Linked DNA regions of Homo sapiens: region 2 is linked to region 1. Evidence: chromatin contacts called from ENCODE Hi-C or POLR2A ChIA-PET data. All regions are on one chromosome and are shown on one strand. Each heading gives the region's core, a stretch centred on a gene start or an enhancer-like site at or near the end of the contact. The rest is flanking DNA. Distances are from core to core; before and after follow the strand shown. Region 1 holds the start of NIF3L1 (NGG1 interacting factor 3 like 1). Region 2 holds the start of CARF (calcium responsive transcription factor).

The links. A loop is a pair of places that touch in the nucleus more often than their neighbours do. ChIA-PET counts read pairs that join two places held with the same protein, here RNA polymerase II (POLR2A). Pooled maps may share reads with other maps.
Region 2: a loop to region 1 is called in a map of naive thymus-derived CD4-positive, alpha-beta T cell, with 16 times the contacts of the local background. The contact joins the promoter of CARF here to the promoter of NIF3L1 in region 1. A Hi-C loop is called at or near these places in 1 of 168 maps with a recorded cell type or tissue (naive thymus-derived CD4-positive, alpha-beta T cell) and 7 of 50 pooled maps. POLR2A ChIA-PET finds 5 or more read pairs at or near these places in 1 of 52 experiments (naive thymus-derived CD4-positive, alpha-beta T cell).

Annotation. Positions count from the first base shown.
Region 1 is chr2:200,885,455-200,890,620 of GRCh38, reverse strand. NIF3L1 (NGG1 interacting factor 3 like 1) reads right to left here and starts at 1,250. Exons shown (of 7, transcript NM_001369441.2): 1 at 969-1,250. PPIL3 (peptidylprolyl isomerase like 3) reads left to right here and starts at 1,544. Exons shown (of 7, transcript NM_130906.3): 1 at 1,544-1,665; 2 at 2,936-3,008; 3 at 4,849-4,923. The coding sequence starts at 3,006. RefSeq lists enhancers at 467-716, 975-1,719, 1,607-1,856, 709-1,908, 1,977-2,026 and 1 more.
Region 2 is chr2:202,909,713-202,915,224 of GRCh38, reverse strand. CARF (calcium responsive transcription factor) reads right to left here and starts at 2,950. Exons shown (of 17, transcript NM_024744.17): 1 at 2,123-2,950. It overlaps WDR12 (WD repeat domain 12), which reads left to right and starts at 3,552. Exons shown (of 13, transcript NM_018256.4): 1 at 3,552-3,789. The coding sequence starts at 3,749. RefSeq lists enhancers at 2,670-2,719, 2,820-3,019, 3,060-3,209, 3,220-3,369.

The DNA of each region.
Region 1 (5,166 bases), core at 1-2,500:
AAAGATAATGCTGTCAACCCCATTCTTAAACTTACCACTTATAAACACTTTTTGAAGAAAAACATTTCATAGTATGCACAATAAGAAAGCATAGCCAACTGTAAATTTGATGAAATATCCATAAGTCAATTATTCCAAAAGCAATTTTTCAACATTTCTATTTAATGAGATGAAGATGCTTGTTTAACACATTATTTGAAGTGATACAGGGTCTCCAAAAACCACTCGAGGTCTTGGAAGTTTGTTTTTGTTTTTTTCTTTTTGACACAGGGTTTCACTAGGCGCCTAGGCTGGAGTGCAGTGGCGTGATCTCAGCTCACTGCAGCCTCGACTTCCTGAGCTCAAGCAGATCCTCCCACCTCAGCCTCCTGAGCAGCTGGGACTACAGGCGCTAAACACCACACCTGGCTAATTTTTGTATTTTTAGTAGAGATGGGGATTCGCCATGTTGCCCAGGCTGGTCTCAAACTCCTGCGCTCAAGTGATCCACCTGCCTCGGCCTCCAAGAGTACCGGGATTACAGGGGTGAGCCACTGCGTCCGGCCTTGAAAGATCTTCTAATGGTCCTCATAGTACTCCATTCTCCAGCATTTTCTACATCTGGCAAGCTCGAAAGTGAAACCCTAGTGGGCCATCATGCAGGTTTTGAGTTATTTACTGTTACAGATGAGGAAACTGCGAAGCTACATGGCCACAGTCAACAACGACAACAGAAGGCAACATAGTATGGCGGTTAAGAGCACCGACTCTGAAGCCAGCCTGAATCCTAGAGCCAGAGCTGTGCAACAGCAGGTAAATGACTTATCCTGTGCAGTTTCCTCCTTAATGGAAATAGTGCCCAGGCCACAATATCGCGAGATTTACACGTAAAGCTGGAAACAACTCCCGTCCTAGAGTAAGCACTGTTTACTATTAAGCAGCATCAGTAGGGCCCCTTTGCAACCTGCAAACCGCTCCCTCGACGTTACCTCATCTATGCCTCATTTCAGTGCCACTTCAGGCCTTTTCCAGGACAGTGAAAAACCACGAGACACAGCCAGTTAAGTCTGAGTCAGGACCCCTGTCCCACTAGTGCGCTGTGCTCTGGTGCGGCAGGGCAGTTTTCTGACCCAATCTCCTCTTCTGCTGTCCTCTGCAGCACCAAGATAACAATCACAGCCGGCCCCAACCGGCACCTACCGCGAAGGTCACAACTACACTCGCGGGTTTTTAAATCGCCCACTACTCACCAGTCCCGGAAACTTCTCTGCGTCACTTCCGGTCCCGCGTCGGCGCTCCGGATGCTGTGGCACTTGGCTCCCCGTAGCGGGAGAGCTGGGCGGAAGTGGTCCTTTCCGTTTGGCAGCCGAGTGTAAAGCATTGCTTGAGGTTGCCCAGGTAGTTTCGCCTTACACTTCTTGTCCCAGTGCAATTATTAGTAGAGCTCCCTTTCACTGTCAAATTTCCGGTTGGGGATAAATTGCATTGTCGTTTTGGTTTGAGATAGGAAGATGAGGGGAGGAAGGAGGTGAGGCGGTAAGGGGCGTTCTCTCTCTTGGGTCCCGCGCCCAACTTCCGCTGGCCCAAAGAAACTATAATTTTGAACCAACAGACCTCTGCTGGCATCTGCGATTGCATTTTTCCTGTTTTAACAACGGCTGTGCTAGACGAAGTGGTGAAGCCCAAGTATGGAGTAACGTCATTAATTCTTTCATTCACTTATTCGAATGCTTGCTGAGTTCTGTGTTGCTACTGGTTTAGTTCTTGGGATACTGCGAGTGAACAGTGGGCGGCGAGGCTGTTGTTGCAACGTCAGAGTAAAAGAAGGACCCTGCACGGCGGCCTCCCAGCACTTCGGGAGGCCGAGGCGGGCGGATCACCTGAAGTCAGGAGTTCGAGACCAGCCTGGCCAACACGGCGAAACCCCGTCTCTACTAAAAATACAAAAATTAGTCGTGCATGGTAGCGCGCGCCTGTAGTCCCACCTACTCGGGAGGCTGAGACACGACAATCACTTGAACCCGGGAGGCGGAGGCGGAGGTTGCAGTGAGCCGAGATCCTGCCGCACTGCACTCCAGCCTGGCGACATAGCGAGACTCCGTCTCAAAATGAAAAAAAAAGAGAAGTTCATAGTATATTAGTGATAAGTGCTGTGGTGGAAAAAAAAAAGTTCATAGTATATTAGTATAAGTGCTGTGGTGAAAAAAAAAAAAAGCGAATTTCATAGTATATTAGTGATAAGTGCTGTGGGAGAAGGAAATAGGAATGTCCTAGGGCTGAAGGGCTAAAGCAGTTCTGTGTAGGATTGTCAGGTCAGTTAAACTTGACATTTAAGCAGAAATTTGGAGGTGAGGAAATTAGCCGTAGAGATGTCTGAGTATAAGAATTCCAGGCAAAAGGGACACCCAATGCCTGGACCCTAAGGGAAGGTATCTGGGTTATTGGGGGACTTGCAAGGAGGCTCTTGAAGAAGAGCAAGCCGGGCAAGTAGGAGATTGGGAGGCTTGAATCGGGTAGGATATCTTCTATAGCCGGGTTTTTATTACCTAGGGGATGCCATTAGAGGATTTTTTTTTTTTTTTTTTTTGACGGAGTCTCGCGCTGTCACCCAGGCTGGAGTGCAGTGGCGCGATCTCAGCTCACTGCAGCCTCCGCCTCCTGGGTTCAAGTGATTCTCCTGCCGCAGCCTGCTGAGTAGCTAGGACTACAGGCGCCTGCCACCACACCCGGCTAATTTTTGTGTTTTTAGTAGAGACGGGGTTTCGCCATGTTGGCCAGGCTGGTCTCGAACTCCTGACCTCAAGTGATCCACCCGCCTCGGCCTCCCAAAGTGTTAGGATTATAGGCGTGAGCCACCACGCCCGGCGAGGTTTTTATTTAAAATGTTCAGTAAAGATGAGCGTGTGTGAGTTAAGACAGGAAAATGAGCCTAATTCTTTTTTTCTTTTGGGACTAGAGACTTATTTTTGAGCTCGCTGTAAGACTGAGAAATCACGTAGTCCTTCCTGAAACCACTAAGAGGAAAAATGGTAAGTTTTGAGCAATTTTTATCTAATGTCTTTCATTATAAGTAATTTTTAGAAATTCAGTCAAGGGCAATAAAAGTTCATGGAAATTGCAGTGGCAAGATGGAGAAATTGTATAATATAGAAGCACTTAATATGGAATAATTCTTTTAAAAAATACACAAAATTGCTTTAAAATTCTTTAATGTTGTCACTTAAAATGCACAGAATTTACCTTTTTTTTTTTTTTTTTTTTTGAGTTTCACTCTTGTCTCCCAGGCTGGAGTGCAGTGGTGTAATCTCGGCTCACTGCAGCCTCTGCCCCTGGGTTCAAGCGATTCTCCTGCCTTAGCCTCCCCGGTAGCTGAGATTACACGCGCCTGCCACCACGCCCAGCTAATTTTTTGTATTTTTAGTAGAGATGGGGTTTCGCCATTTTGGGCAGACTGGTCTCGAACTCCTGACCTCAGGTGATCTGCCTGCCTTGACCTCCCAAAGTGTTGGAATTACAGGCGTGAGCCAACTCGCCCAGCCAGAATTTACCTTTTATGGAGAAAGATTGATTACAAGATAGATAGAAATGGAAAGGGAGAGTTGAAGGAGCAGAAGAGAATAGACAGGTCTGACAATTTTAATTGGATTATTTTGCTCTAGATCTAAAGTGGGCAACTAGGCTGGGCACAGTGGCTGACACCTGTGATCCCAGCACTTTGGGAGGCGGAGGTGAGAGGACTGCTTGATCCCAGGAGTTCAACACCAGCTTGGGCAACACAGTGAGGCCCCCGTCTCTACTTTTAAAAAAACAATTAAATAAAGTGGGCAACTAGAACCTGAAGTAGAAAAAGGCAATGAGAATAGTGCCCTGCTTCTCCCACACACATCTTTAACCTGCTCATACTCTCTAACTGCTAGGCCAGGCGCGGTGGCTCACGCCTGTAATCTCGGCACTTTGGGAGGCAGAGGTGGGCCAATCACTTGAGGTCAGGAGTTCGAGACCAGCCTGGCCAACATGGTGAAACCCTGTCTCTACTAAAAATACAAAAATTATCTGGGTGTTGTGGCATATCCCAGTAATCCCAGCTACTTGGGAGGCTGAGGCAGGAGAATTGCTTGAACGCAGGAGGTGGAGATTGTAGTGAGCCGAGATCACGCCACTGCACTCCAGTGTGGGCGACAGAGCAAGACTCCACCTCAAAAAAAAAAAAAAGGAGAAATGAAAAAGGAACCCTCCAAATTGTTTTCTCCCTCTCTGGAATACAGTATCATATCAAGGGGTATACAGGTTACAGAAAAACAGGTACAACAAAAACAAAAAGCAAGCAAGAAAGCACTGTGGTTATCTCTGCACATTTAAGATTTAGAAACACTGACACTTGTTATATTTTTGTTAGTCGAGAAAGGAATTATTTTTTAACCCTATTTCTCAGAATTAAATTACCTAAGGAAAATGGTGGAAATTATGTTTTGAAAAATCATTTTCTCATCATTTTTCTATAAATAAGGATGTTGGTGAATTGCCATGTACATCAATAATACATAACAATTGTTTTTATTTTTCTTGATAAAAAATTCAAAGTTAAAATAATTCTTTCCATCAAAATATTTACTTCCAAATTTTTGTCATGGATACTACTTAACCCTAACATTTATATTCTGGAGTTTTTTCTCTACTGTTGGGATCAATTTTGAGAAAAAAGTACAACTTAACCTCTAAGAGCTGCTTTGTGGATGGGTCATCTCTGAAGCAGTATTTCTGTCTGTTTTTATTCAGATTATCATCTTGAATATCCACACAGGGAAATAAACAATGCATAAAGTCACCTAAATAAATTTCATTTGTTCTCACATTTTCTCTCCTTTTTAGTCTGTGACACTGCATACAGATGTAGGTGATATTAAAATTGAAGTCTTCTGTGAGAGGACACCCAAAACATGTGAGGTAAGTACTATTATTTACATATTCAACATCAGTTAATACAACAAGATAAGCACTTTGGAATTGAATAATCTAACCTAAATAACAACAACAAAACTTTCTGTAAAACCATTGTTAGGGAAAACTAGCCATCCTAACTTCTGGCCTGATTTCCACTTATTTGTCCAATGTCAAAGGTGGATCAAAGAGAACGTAGATAATTTTTCGGTAACGATAGAGTAGCCAGTATCTTTTTCTTTTGAACTA
Region 2 (5,512 bases), core at 1,701-4,200, 2.0 Mb before region 1:
GCCAACATGGTGAAACCCCTTCTCTACTAAAATACAAAAAATTAGCCGGGCATGGTGGCAGGCACCTGTAGTCCCAGCTACTCGGGAAGCTGAGGCAGGAGAATCGCTTCAACCTGGAAGGCGGAGGTTGCAGTGAGCTAAGATAGCGCCACTGCACTCCAGCCTCGCGACAGAGGGAGACTCTGAAAAAAAACAAAAAACCAAAAACAAAACAACAAACACCACCACCACCACCAAAAAACCCTCCAACTCAAAAAATAAAAAAATAAAAAAAAGCACTTTTTAATTTTCAGGGAAAAAAAATCTAAGGCTGGTGTTCACAATGTCAATTTTATTTATGGTTTATTCTCACTATAAGCTTCCCTGCAATCCATTTCTACCCATGTTTTACTCTGCACAAACTTTTTACCTTTTTGCTCTGATTTTTTGTTTGTTTTTTTTTTTTGAGATGGAGTTTCACTCTTTTTGCCCAGGCTGGAGTGAAGTGGCGTGATCTTGGCTTACTGCAAACTCCACCTTCCAGGTTCAAGCAATTCTCCTGCCTCAGCCTCCCCAGTAGCTCGGATTATAGGCACCCCCCACCATGCCTGGCCAATTTTTGTATTTTTAGCAGAGACGGGGTTTCACCATGTTGGCCAGGCTGGTCTCAAACTCCTGACCTCAGGTGCTCCACCCGCCTCAGCCACCCAAAATGCTGGGATTAGGCTGCTCTTTGAGAGCTTTACAAATTTATTTAATCCTTACAATGACTCTGAGGTAGATCTTCTTGTCTCTGTTTGTAGATAAGAAAACTGGAACTGTCAAGAAACTTGCTTAAGATCACAGAGTGCATTAGGCTTGGATCCATAATCAAATTGGAAAAAAAGAAAAACACAAAGAACAATTAAGACTCCAAAGCCCTAATGCATAGTCTTTGTATCCTATCACACTGTGGCATTATATATATAAAACAAAAAACTTTATAATAAAGAGAAATGTATTTTCCAAACTGTGGTTCTCCAGATAACAATGTGTCTCCATGAGGACCATATAGTAAATACATCCCATAAAAAATGATTACCAACCAAAAGCTTGCAATTAATGTTCCAACTAAAGAAAAAGACTCAAAGTAAAAGCATCAGCTATCCTAGGTACTGTTTGGAGGCAACACCAAACACGACACATAAATCATTGTTGAAAAAAACCGTAAAACATAATGCTGGGTATTTAGTTATGTTGAATGCTAAAACTAATCTTTCCTTAACTAAAGGTCTCCGTCAAATGAAAAGTGTATTTTAGTCAAGTCAGGATTTCTGTTTTGCAAACTGAAAGTCTTATATTATTAAGCATATATTCAGGTTATTTTCCTGATCATAATTTTCAAATCAAATTAAGATCAAACTCTACTGTCAGGTACTGTATATTCTCATTTTGATAAATTTCAAATTAATGATAAAAATGTATTAACCTGCTGGTCAATTATACATTTTATAAATATATTTTAACCAATGACATATTACCAGTAAGTACAGATTCAACGGCAAGATTTCATTAAGAAAGTGTTTCAAGCTTCAGATGCCCAAGACTTATTTAATGTGTAAATCCTCACCACTACAATAACCACATGGTTAAACGATCACCACTTCCATTAGCAAGCTCAAGCCTAATAAGTGATCTCCTGGGACTTCAGCACAGAGGTTTTCTAATTTTATTCCTCCACTCAATGTGGCTATTCTCCCTTATCTATTCACGCTGGCAAAGCTTCTAGTTAAACTGGAATTAGTAACTATTTGATGATAATAATTAACATATACTGAGTGCTTCCGATGCCGCAGTTAATTCTTATAGTTGATAAAAGTGTGGCACAAAAAGGTTAATCAAGTAGCAGAGGCAGGATTTGAACCCAGGAATTCTGGTTCCAGGGCCCGGATTCGGAGCTACAAAGGTGAGTAAACTGAAAAGAGTCCTACTTTTATTGTCATTGCTCTCTAATAAAAATTATTTTTTCTTCCAATTGTTTAAATCTCTTCTCATTCTCTATTTAAATATTAGGCGTTCATTTAAACATTAGGCGTCTACCTTACAGTAGGACATCTTTAAACAACGTAAAAAAGGAAAGCTTTGTCTTCACCTGCACACATACCGGTCTGCCCATAAATTTTGCAATCCAGTTCTGCCTGATTCTAAACTGCTTGTCTCTTGAAGCGAATGCCTTAAAAAGTGACATTGGGATCAGGATAGTTATCTCCATCCATCCTCCCTCAGAAAAACAACTATATTAGAGTAATTCTTGGGACCATTGAGAACAATACACAGGCCTTTGGGTAACTTCAAGACAAAAAAGGCAAAAAGTCGGGGAGAAGGTGTGGGAGGATGATTTTCCCCTTCTAAACGTAAGGTATAAAAGGGCTCAGAAAGCGGAAAAAGAACCCTAAAAAGCAAGGTGCGGGACGGCGTGAGGGACCACACATTGGGCGCTCCGCCCAAGGGGTCCGGCTCCTTCTCCGCGGCGATGGCGCGTCCTTGGGCTCAGCAACCCTCCTGAAGACACCTAACCTCCTCCTTCTCCAGCCTGCCCCTCTGGGGCCTGCGAGCCCCGTCCCGGGCCGGGGGTCGGAAGCCGTGCCATGTGGGACCCCGAAAAGGCCCCCAAGCTTGGCGCGGAAGGCGCCGCCAGTGACCGGCTGCGGCTGGGGGCGGAGGCCGGCAGTTGCTCGGAGCTCCGGCGGGTCAGGAGGTGACGGGAGGAGGAGGAGGCAGGAGGAAGACGGGGGGTTGGGAGGTAGCGTCCGGTAGGTCTGCGCAGACAGCGCTGCCAGACCTCTGACTCCCCCAGTCCTGCCGCCGCCGATAGCCCCACAAGGCGACATGGGAAGTCCGCCGGAGCAGAGGGGAGAAAATTCAAAACGAGTCTACTCAACCTCGTCTTGGCTCCGAGGCCCCGCCATGGAGACCAGCATAATGCGCAGGCGCGCCCCACCGGGAGCGCGCAGAGCAGTCCCACGACAGTAGGACCACTATCGGCCACCGTCGACCGTTTCCTCTCTCATCCGTTCTTTTCTTTGTATTTCCGCCTCTCGCCTCTCTCTAAAAGCCGCAGTTAGAGGCGAGATTTAGGAAAAACCTCTGCCGAGTGAGCCTCTGGTTGGGAATATGTATGAGAAAAAAAAACTGGCAAGGCGTTAGTCAAGCAAAGCTGAAGGCAGAGGAAATTTGATATCTGGCTGGAGTCTAGAGGATTTAATGCAAATAAGATACTCTGAGGGCAGCGTGGCAAAAAAAGACTACAATTCCCGGTGGTCACAGCGTTTGAGAAGCGATGCTTTCTGAGACTTGTAGTAACTAGGAGCTGTGTTTGAACTATCCAGGCTCAGGACAGCCTCTTGAAAAAAAATTTTTTATTAATAAAGCGGATTTGAGTGGGATCTTTTTCCTAATCGATTACGGGCCCACACGTATGGGAAGAATTCTAACAATGATTAAAGGGACATGCTACCTTTACGACTATCCTTTTCTAATCGATGACTCCTAAATCTAGGAGTAGGTAGTCGATGTTTGTGGTCTGGGCGTCTGTAGAAGGGCAACCTCGTGCTTTCTGCAGAGGAGACCGGAGGGCAGAAGGCAGAGTCCAGGCTTAGACTGCAGTTCCTCGCTTACCTGTGCAGTCTAATTTTGAGCTGCCTCTTTGTAGTCTTAAAAGGCAGGAGCTTCGTGTTGTGGGTCTGCTAACCCGTACGTTTCCGTGGGCAAGTCGTGTGTACTCCTCGCCATGGCTCAGCTCCAAACACGCTTCTACACTGATAACAAGAAGTAAGTAAGCGTTCCAGCCTTCTCTCCCTTCCCCAGGTTCCTTTCCGACCACCCCTTTGGTATGACCTTGTGGATCCCTGGTTGTTTCTGCTGTCACCCCCACCCTTTTTTCTGAGATTACCTGCTTTCTAACCAGCTTCGTAGGTTCTATATAATTTGAATTGTGAGTGTGGAGGAGGCTGAAGGGCTTCAGGTTTGCTTTCTGAATGAAACATTTTATATGTGTAATTTAAAAATGAACAGTGGGCCTTGTTATAGGGTGTCTGCTAGTGGTGGTTCACAGTTTTTGAAAACGGAAAAAAAGTTTTTGAAAATGAAAAAACATATTTACCATTTATGTATATCTATATAGATATATAAACATTTTAACCAGTGGTCTCAAGGTCTGTTAGCACTCATTCGAAAACTAATTATATGCTGCCTTGTGGTATATATTGCATTGTTAGCTTTCTTTGTGTTTGCCTGGTCTCTTCCAACTATATTGGAAGTCTCTTGAGGGCAGGGACTATATATTAATTAAGCTTCTTGGATTGGCTGAGTCAACAAAAAATGTCAAATTTTTCAGTGAAAATGATAATATTTGTCGTGTTAATAAGCTAAAGTTAGCCATAAACTAGGAAACTCCCACCTGAGTTACATCTGTGGTTTTGTTTGTAGCTTTATGAGGAGAGCTAGTAAATCATCTTCTCTCCCCTTGTGTTGTTGCTGAAAGTATACATAAATCGTATTATCAATGCACCTGAGTATATGTACTTACTTACATACATTGCCTTAATACTTCTCTAGGAATGTGGTGATGCATTAACATAACCACTGTGTTTTTTAATTGAAAGTAGGTTTTTTTGTTTTTCTTAAAATAAAATTTTTTGAAATATGTGGGGCTTTTTTTTGTTTGTTTGGTTTGGTTTTTTTGGAGACAGAGTCTCACTCTGTTGCCCAGGCTGGACTGCAGTGGTGGGATCTTGGCTCACTGTAACCTCTGTCTCCCGGGTTCAAACAATCTTCCCGCCTCAGCCTCCAGAGTAGCTGGAATTACAGGCATGTGCCACCAAGCCTGGCTAATTTTTGTATTTTTAGTAGAGACAGGAATTTGTCTTGGTGGCCATGCTGGTCTCGAACTCCTGGCCTCAAGTGATCCGCCCACCTCGGTCTCCCAAAGTCCTGGAATTACAGGCATGACCCACTGCGTCCAGCCTTGAGATAATTGTTGATTCACATGAAGTTGTAAGAGATAATAGGCCACTGTGTTTTAACCCCTGAAATGAATGGATACATGTCATATGTGTGTGTGTGAATTTAGGCCCTCCAAAAGGTAAAAAAATGTAGAAATTAAAATTCTTTGCCGAGTGCTGTGGCTCATGTCTGTAATCCCAACAGTCTGGGAGGCTGAGGAACGCAAATCGCTTATCTCAGGAGTTTGAGACCAGCCTGAGCAACATGATGAAACCCCGTCTCTACCAAAAATACAAAAAATTTGCCAGGCATGGTGGTGCCCACCTGTGGTCCCAGCTACTTGGGAGGCTGAGGTGGGAGGATCTCTTGAGCCTGAGAGGCAGAGGTTGCAGTGAGCCAGGATCAATGCAACTGCACTCCAGCCTGGGGAACATAGTGAGACTCTATCTCAAATAAATAAATAAATAAATAAATAAATAATAAAATTCTTGCTTTTTCTTTTTGCTTAATATTATGGTCAGTAAAATGGAGGCGGGGGGCTAATATAATT